Regions from separate parts of the Homo sapiens genome. Here all the other regions are linked to region 2. Evidence: chromatin contacts called from ENCODE Hi-C or POLR2A ChIA-PET data. All regions are on one chromosome and are shown on one strand. Each heading gives the region's core, a stretch centred on a gene start or an enhancer-like site at or near the end of the contact. The rest is flanking DNA. Distances are from core to core; before and after follow the strand shown.

Evidence for each region. A loop is a pair of places that touch in the nucleus more often than their neighbours do. ChIA-PET counts read pairs that join two places held with the same protein, here RNA polymerase II (POLR2A). Pooled maps may share reads with other maps.
Region 1: a map of endothelial cell of umbilical vein shows a loop between it and region 2 (12-fold over the local background). The contact joins two enhancer-like sites. A Hi-C loop is called at or near these places in 2 of 168 maps with a recorded cell type or tissue (IMR-90 and endothelial cell of umbilical vein) and 1 of 50 pooled maps.
Region 3: a loop to region 2 is called in a pooled map, with 2.5 times the contacts of the local background. The contact joins two enhancer-like sites. A Hi-C loop is called at or near these places in 1 of 168 maps with a recorded cell type or tissue (endothelial cell of umbilical vein) and 3 of 50 pooled maps. POLR2A ChIA-PET finds 5 or more read pairs at or near these places in 1 of 52 experiments (PC-9).

Annotation. Positions count from the first base shown.
Region 1 is chr6:140,345,245-140,347,944 of GRCh38, reverse strand. No RefSeq gene overlaps it. Among named protein-coding and RNA genes, the nearest start is that of MIR3668, 140 kb to the right of the region's middle. Within about 2 kb of position 1,309, at least 2 of the 41 ENCODE cell types and tissues checked have a DNase peak (open chromatin) inside an H3K27ac peak, as active enhancers do; they include endothelial cell of umbilical vein, where a contact is called at or near this core.
Region 2 is chr6:141,551,182-141,554,155 of GRCh38, reverse strand. No RefSeq gene overlaps it. Among named protein-coding and RNA genes, the nearest start is that of GJE1, 580 kb to the left of the region's middle. Within about 2 kb of position 1,460, at least 5 of the 41 ENCODE cell types and tissues checked have a DNase peak (open chromatin) inside an H3K27ac peak, as active enhancers do; they include PC-9 and endothelial cell of umbilical vein, where a contact is called at or near this core.
Region 3 is chr6:139,763,339-139,766,084 of GRCh38, reverse strand. No RefSeq gene overlaps it. Among named protein-coding and RNA genes, the nearest start is that of FILNC1, 6.4 kb to the left of the region's middle. Within about 2 kb of position 1,329, at least 20 of the 41 ENCODE cell types and tissues checked have a DNase peak (open chromatin) inside an H3K27ac peak, as active enhancers do; they include PC-9 and endothelial cell of umbilical vein, where a contact is called at or near this core.

The DNA.
Region 1 (2,700 bases), core at 60-2,559, 1.2 Mb after region 2:
AATAGATATAAATAGTACCTAGACACTTTTTAGCAGAGTACAATGCATTGTTATTGCTGGATTTTTAGATTAAAAAAAAAATCCTAGCCATAGAACTCTGACCTACAACCTAAGATACAACCAGCCCAAGAAGCCACACCACAATCTCTGTAGTAACTGGCCCAGAATGGTCAGGCCTTTGTCAATAGCTGCCAGCTTTCCTACTGCTTTGTCCCACCCCCAATTCAGGAGGAACTAGACAAAGCCCAAAATGTTCCTCAAACAATTGCATAGGATGTCCTGCTTCTAGGTAGCCTACCTGCAGCTTCCCCATGCCAACAAACTCCAACAGTGCATATCTAAAGCCTTTATTTTTTATCACTATACACCTTTTATTTTTTATCACTATAAATGGCTTCTATCCACAGCCTGTCTTTGAGTCTCTGCCAAATTTAATTCATGGTGGCTGACTCCTTTGATACAGCAAGCTCTGAATAACTGCCTTTGTTTGTTGTCATTTGGGTGGTCTACCTTTATTTCCAAAAGGTAAAATCTTTAAGAAATCATGGATCTTGAGAGTTTATGATAAAATTTGAAAGAATAACTTTACTAAGCAAAACTTGCCCTACTTCCAAGGCTTGATATAATTAAAAAACTTCAAAGATAAAGTTTCTTTGCTGTAACTTGAGTAAAGCACCTAGCTAAGTGTCCCTGTGCTATCTTTACACATTCAGTCTATAAGAATATACCTCGGGACCAATTTGCCTTAGTAGACTGAGGTCAGACCAATAAAAAAGATGGAAAAAGCTCTTGAGAATCAAATAGGCTTTTTAAAAGTACCCAAATTACAGCTAATACAACTGGAATTGAAATGTACTAAGAATGCCTTTAAGCATGGAACAGAGGGCAATAGGGAAAAGACCCCAGTTATTGAAGAAATAAAGATATCCATCCCTAATGTGGCAGAAGTTGGTGAAATATTCAACTCCCAGAGCAATACAAAGCAAAGAAGAAATCATTTTTAGATAAGAGGACAAAACTAATGGATATTCTCAGCAAGCCTAAAAGCTGTGTTACCACAATAGTGCAAAGATAGTGGTTTCTCCCTCTACAATTCCTTTCAATGATTGTTTTGCCAATATACAGTGTAAAGGAAACAAAGACTAATAATTGCTTGTCAGTACTGACGAAGTATGACTGGCATCACGAAGGGGAAGAGCTGGGGGAGGTGGATGCCACTTCACGGCTATCACAGATATTAACGGCCTGTGCTGTGCTCATACCAAAAGGAGGAAGGAAGGAACATTTGAAGGTCAAGTTAAATGAGCTGTTTACATCTTTCCAGTTAACAAAACACATTCCAAAGGCCAAGGATTTGAGTCATTGAGGACATTTTAAAAGGTGTAAAATGATGCAAGAAATAACATTAAGAGTTAGAACTCTGTGTGCCAAGTCCCATTATAGTAGGTTGAGAGAAAGTTTGACTGTAGAATCTTATGAAGCAAAATCGTCAGCTATCAAGTATTTTTACTATATGGGAAAAAGTCCTATACTACACTGACGTCCAATTCCTCAATGATATGTAACACAAAACACTCAGACAGATTTGAGTAACTAAAAGGATTTTCTCACTTTCTACAATAAAATGAAAATGTATTACATAAAAATTGACGTTTCACTTTCAAATAAAGTAGCCTCAAAAAAGCAATACCAAAGAACTCACTGCCTTTAAACACATATTGAGTTCTAGCTATATCTGTCTAGAGCTATAAAGAAAGCCTGGAACTGGAGGAGCTTCCAGTGTAGGGAAAGTAAAATTAGACGATCATGGGAGTTAAATGTGTCGTTATAGGCATTTAGTGCATCTGTAGTCAGTAACAGGAATAGCATTTTGCCCAGCAAGATCTCACAACACAAATGAAGAGCTGGAACAAAATGATAGGAATAGACTACATACAAAAATAGTAGCTTGATATCCACATGTTTAAAAGACTTCCCTAAGAATTTAAAAACAATTTTTTATATCTTTCCCTGGTAAATAGTATGAGAATTTAAGTAGTACTTGAGTTGAAAAGCTTTGTATATTTCCCATTACGGTTTAACTAAGCATGCTTGTGCTGATAATACCCAAATATCTTGAACATGAAAAAATTAATAACATGTTATTATGTTATGGCCAGACTTGTAACACATTAGTTTCACCATTATCCACCAGCATTTCAACAGTAAAGCTCATTTGACTGGTATTTTTCTCCTGGATCAGCCTAATTGCAACTCACTCAAGGAGAGGCATGGCAATGAAAATGTTAGCAAACCTCACTCTTAGTAAGCAAATTCGATGCTATGTAAACTCATCACTTTATTTTTGTACTCAGGCACCCCTCTTGTTCAACAACCATTCAGATTCAAGGAAGGTAGGAGTTAGCCACTACAGATTTTTCTGCCTGTAGAAAAAATCAGCAATAAACCATAAATAAGATTGTATACTTCTGAAAACGTTCCTCTATGCTGGCTGTAGATTTCTCACCACTAACGTACAAAGTATAAACATTCATTTTATTTGGTGGCTTCTTAAAACAGTCTCAAAAGGATAGTCCAAAAAATGACATAATTCACTTCATGCCTAAACTTCACATCAGCCACATGTTACAACACAGATCAAACTGAGATTTAACCTTTCCATGGACAAGCCAGCATTTTTATTAAACAAGCAAACAAACC
Region 2 (2,974 bases), core at 211-2,710:
AGTTGAGTTTCTTGTATATTCTGAAATATTAACCTCATCAGATTTATGATTTGCATACAATCTATTTCACGTCATAAAAGTATTTTTACCTACTCAAACTCTCATTTTTTCCTTATATCCTTGAACGTACTAAGCAGTTACTCAAAAGACTGTTACAGTTAGCTTTAAAATGGGGATATTCTGTTATTCTGTTGCTATAATTTGTTATTCCTACTGTTTTACCTTAATTTTATTATTTCCATATATATGCCTGGCTATGCTCTATTTTGTGCCATTGTGTTTGCAAAATTGTTTGTAGAATTATAATGCAAATGAGGGTGATGATCTGTTCCTCCAGAGAGGGTTTGCTTTGACTTCAGCCAGGCAACAGCAATCTGGGATTACTTCAATTTCATTTCATGGATTGAAATGATTCAAATATGAACGGCAGCTTCTGCCAGAACCTATATAATAAGATTTCTACTTACTCATAATTGTTATCCATTCATTGTCCTCCATACTCTAATTCCTGCCCCCCTAGCATCAAGAGGCCATCAAAGTACTATCAGCTTTTTAGCCTATAAGATGTCCTTCTGAAATAGTCAGATGCCCTCAAAGGAAAATCAGCCCCAAATACTAGGCTCATTTTTATAAATATATCTGTTTTTTTTTCTCAAATCATGACCCTTAAATTTTGCTATATTTTGACTTACAAAATGCTGTCAAGGAAATTTATTTTTATACTTTGTATGACTTTTCTATTTTTCCTCATTAAGTGAGTTGGCCTGAAACATTAATTTCATCTTGTTAGTCCCTCCCACTGCAACATGAGTGGACAGACAAAAATGATGAGAAAAGAAAGCCACCAGTTATTTATATAACTGATATTTGCCTATCTATTTATACACAGATAAATATGTTTTATATAACATATGGTTTAAAACAAACAGATCAAAATGTCTTGGAAGAGGAAGAAACTGTGCAATTTCTCTTGAATGAAAGGGCAAGTAACATTTCTAGAAATCCATGACAGTACTATAATAAAAGTGCATTCAAGAAACAAACAAATAAGAATATAATTATTTTAAGTTAAATTTATAGTAACATGAAAACGTAATTGAAACTGTGAGAGATGAAGTTGGAATATTTTCCCAGAAAGACAGCAAAAGACAATAGAAAACAGGGAAAAGTTGATCCAGAAGAAAAACATTAAAAATAGATCATAAATATGGAGAGGGCAAAATAATAATAATTCAACTTCTGTTTTTAGCTCAGAGAGACAAAATGCCAGAAAGAGCTTCACTTGTAAACTTACAAGAAAAACTAGACAGACTGCAAATAAACAGCTTCTCTTGAATCTAGCAGAAAACTGAGCACATAGGGCAAACAAACAATGTGAAGTAGGGAAGTGAGTCATGAAAAGCACCTGAATGCAAAAACAGGCACTGAGCATTTGCTTATCTTGGACAAATGCCAATGAATGACATACAAGACAAAAAGTAGTTTCAAGTGGAAATTATTAATGAATTGCAAAAGGCCAAGTATGGGCTAAGGTGAAAGTATAAAACCCCTGGGAGAGATAGTCATGGCAGGTTTCACGTACTCCTGCAGGCTTTTTTCTTTAAGAACCCCTCTCCCCAGGCCCTTCTCAGATGTTCACAGGGAAGATGAAGAAGTATCCTCAGAAAGCTTTTGCCATAGTGTTGACTGGAGAGTGGAATAACAGTCATCTCTAAAATTCTATCAAGAGCCACTATTATATATTCCCTAGTCTGTATGGCAGAGTTCATTAAAATACAAAGCCTGAAGGCACTGGCGGAAACCCACTGCCACTTGAGGAGGGGAACGGAGAAGAAGAAATTAAACTGTACTTTTTGAAGAGGAACACAGATACATGTTACACCCAGCATTTCATCTGAAGGAGGAGCCAAAACACTTAGGAAGATGCAATACTCCTGAGATTCACTTTTTCAGTGCCTTCATAAGACTAAGACCTACATAGTGCATCGGAAAATGCACCCCCCCACCAGCTCACAAAACGACACTAAAGTATCAAAAAATCAAATCAAAGCAGCAATGGAATACAGCGGAAAAATACTGCAAGGGACAGATCACTCCAGGGACTGGCACAGAGTTAAGACAAAACCTAAGTGTCAGAGACAAAAAACAAGACACACGGACACACTTACACACACACATACACACACACACAAACACAAATACAGATACCAGAATATGCTTGCCTATACAACATGTCAAAATTTCAGCTGAAAATTATGAGGCATAAAAAGGTGAGAATAAATATAATATTGAAATACAAGGCAATATAAGAATCAGGCTCATATGTAAGACATATGGCAGGAATAAAGAAAACAAGTTTAAAATAACTATGAGAGGTTAAAGACTCTATTGAGGAAAAAAACAAACAACATGCAAGATCAAATAGATTATTTTAGCAGAGATATGTAAACTAATAAAAACTCAAGTAAAAATGTTAGAAAGTAGAAACACAGTAGCAGACATGAAGAAATCTCAGAGTCCAGTGAAAAGAAGTACAAAAGTTCCCAAAACTTGGGATATTAATCAAACTTTCCTAAACCAGACAGTGAGAAAATCTTAAATGTAGCCAGAAGGGGAAAATTACATGCTACATTCCAAAGAACAAGGATAAGAACTTCAACAGACTTCCTGTATGAAATCATGAGAGCAAGAGGACAATAGAAAGAGTTCTTTTACAGTGCTGAAAATTAAAACAAAATGAAATTTTTGAATTTTATACCCCGCAAAAATACCGCTTAAAAGGAATAAAGGAAATAAAGACTTCCTGAGAACAAAACATAAGAAATCTCATTAACAGAAGATCCATTCCATGAGAAATGTTACAAGAAGTCCTTCAGACAGAAAAAAAAAAATAGGTTATAGGCTGGAAGATTGAATATATACAAAGAGAAGAAGATTATTGGAAATGGAATAAACAAAAGTAAAATAAAATATC
Region 3 (2,746 bases), core at 80-2,579, 1.8 Mb after region 2:
TCAATCTCATAGTTGCTGACCATTTGCAGCACGAGACCGAAATGAAAAAACTAGGTCCTAGCAGCTCTCTGAGTCATCTTAGTGGGTAAACAGGGTTATCTTGATTGAACTCACAGAGTATCTGACCTACCCAAATGTTAACATGTGTTGAAAACCACTCTCCAGCCATGACAGAAAATGCAGGTGCTTCATAAAACCTGTTGACTGAATCAAATGAGTCTACCAATTGATATTATTTACACCTATTTTGCTCTCCTTAACCGCACAGACTCTTCCACGCCCTTCCTAATCTTTCAGATAAATAATGATGCCCCAAAATAATGTGAATTCTCTAAATATCTGCCATAAACATATTACCTAAAATACAAATGAATTTATGGTTTCTTATTACTTGGGGATTTTCCTGTGCCATTTCTTCTTACATTTGTACAGGTTTTCTTTTCTGCATACAAATGAAATAATTAGGTTCTAGATCTACATCTTTGCAAATTACAAAATGGTTTTCTAGCTGCTTTCAGAGCAATAAAAACAAGTTAGGGAACAAGGATTTAATAAGTAGAAAAAAATTAAATATATTTTTTAAAGGTTTTCAATTAAGCTGTCATTAATGAATGAGTCTTTAAGATACGATTTATGAGGTGAATACACACACACACACACACACACACACAAATGCAGGATTTGCTAATTACTAGCTGTATGATCCTTATCCTTGGCAGTATACTTAATCTCTCTAAACCTTAGTTTCCTGGTTTATAAAATAAAGATAATAACAATTATTTTATGAAGTTGTAGTGAAGTTTAAACAAAAGAATGGACATAAAGGTAATTTTTCATTTTAAAGTCCCATATAAATGAAATTAGTGCTTGTATGCACTACCTACTCTGGGCCAAAGGCTAATCTTTCAGTTTGGAGAGAATATAAGAGGAATATAAGGCATATTCTCTTTCCACAACAAACTTAATATCCATTTGGGGAAGAGGAAATAATTAGAAAAAGAGTTGAGATTGCAGAAAACTAAGTTGTGTGACCCAGGTTATGTGTGCAGTAACAATTCTAAGAAGGAAGAGTTTAAAATGGGCTGGAAATTATGACCATTTTCTTTCCAAATGGAACAGGCTAAGCTTTGCCTGAACAAAGAAGCAAAGATATCTAACAGCTGCTTGCCACTCTCTGTTGCTTAAAATATCAGAGGAGTATGAGGTTTAGGCAGCTCTGAGTCATCTTCCTCCTAACTTGGTATTTATTCAGGACATAGCTCTAACCCTGATGACAACAGCATTCCTGACCTATGAGCTGCTCAAAATGCTAAGATGGTCCTGAAGGTGAAATAGACACCTTCTCCCCGTGCGGTCAGCTGCCATTCCCACTTGTGCTTCTGCAGCCTCCTCATTTTGTCACAGTGTTTTTCTAAATGAAAGAGGTCTGGACAGCTGAAGAAGAGGAACTGAAGCCAAATGAGAAATATCCTAGATTCTCTTCTTATGACAATGCTCAAGACTCACAGCTGAGGCAATTGTAGAAAGAACTGGAGCTTGGGCTTAGACCATGTGACTTTGGAAGCTTGTATATCATGAATGAAGCCCAATAAATTCAATTCAGTTGTTCAAACTCTATGCAGGCCTATTTTGATCAAAGTCCTGTAACTGTTAGATATGCAAAACTTATTAAGGGAGAATAATGAAAGATATGGAGGGATAAGACAATTTAACATATATTTTATGTGTTCTCATCTCATCCAGTGGTATCTGTAAATGGGCTCTGTAATCAATATTTTTGCAGATGAGGAGGATGAGGCCCAGATGGGTTGGATAACTTGTCCAAGGTCACACAATTTATAAGCTGCAGAGGGAAAATCCAGTCCCACAAAATCCTGGCTCTAAAGCCTGTGCTCTTTACACTTACATTGTCAGAGGGAGAAATACAAACACACAGAGAAGCATTTTTTTAAGAGGAGGGCTCAGGGAACAGAATATTTTCACAATTCTAGATGATGGGGTATTTTCGCAATAGGTGAACTGTGGAGGAGTAGGCTGGAAGGAGGTTGAGGCCATATGATGGAGAACTATGCTAAAGATCACCACTTTAGACTCAATTATGTAAACACTGAGGAGTCACCAGTGACTGACCAAGTATGAGGGAGTTCTGGGTATGGACAATGAGGGGGTACCCTGTCTATAAAAAATTTTAAAGCTATAATAAAACCCAGTCATTCTGATTCTAATCATCACTTCCTGCCGACATTTCTAAACAATGAAGTGATAAAATACTCCTCCTCAAAAAAAAAAAAAAATCATTTCTGGTCTTAGTTTTAAACAATTGCTGCCATTACCATTGAGTTTTAATAATACATTGTGTGGTTTGAATTAGCACATTTTTATTATTTGTCCTTTATTAAATATTGTGTTCAACATAAAAGTTAACTCAGCAAATTCCCAGTTAAACAATTGTTCCCCAAACGTACCCCACTCAGCTACAATCATTCAGGATAAATTGGGAAACCTTGGCAATTGCCTTGGGCAGACATAGCTGCAATTCTAAGTCAAAGAAACAGAACTTGAGTTATTATGGGATCACTTGGAGTTTCCTATTTTCGTTTAAATGCAAAATGCAAGTATAACATTTTTTATTTGATAAGTGCAAATTTTAGTTCATATATAAAATATCCCAAATTTGCACAATCTTTAGAATCAAAATCACTTCTTTTCATTTGTTTTAAAACAGAAGATTTAAAAATTATATTGA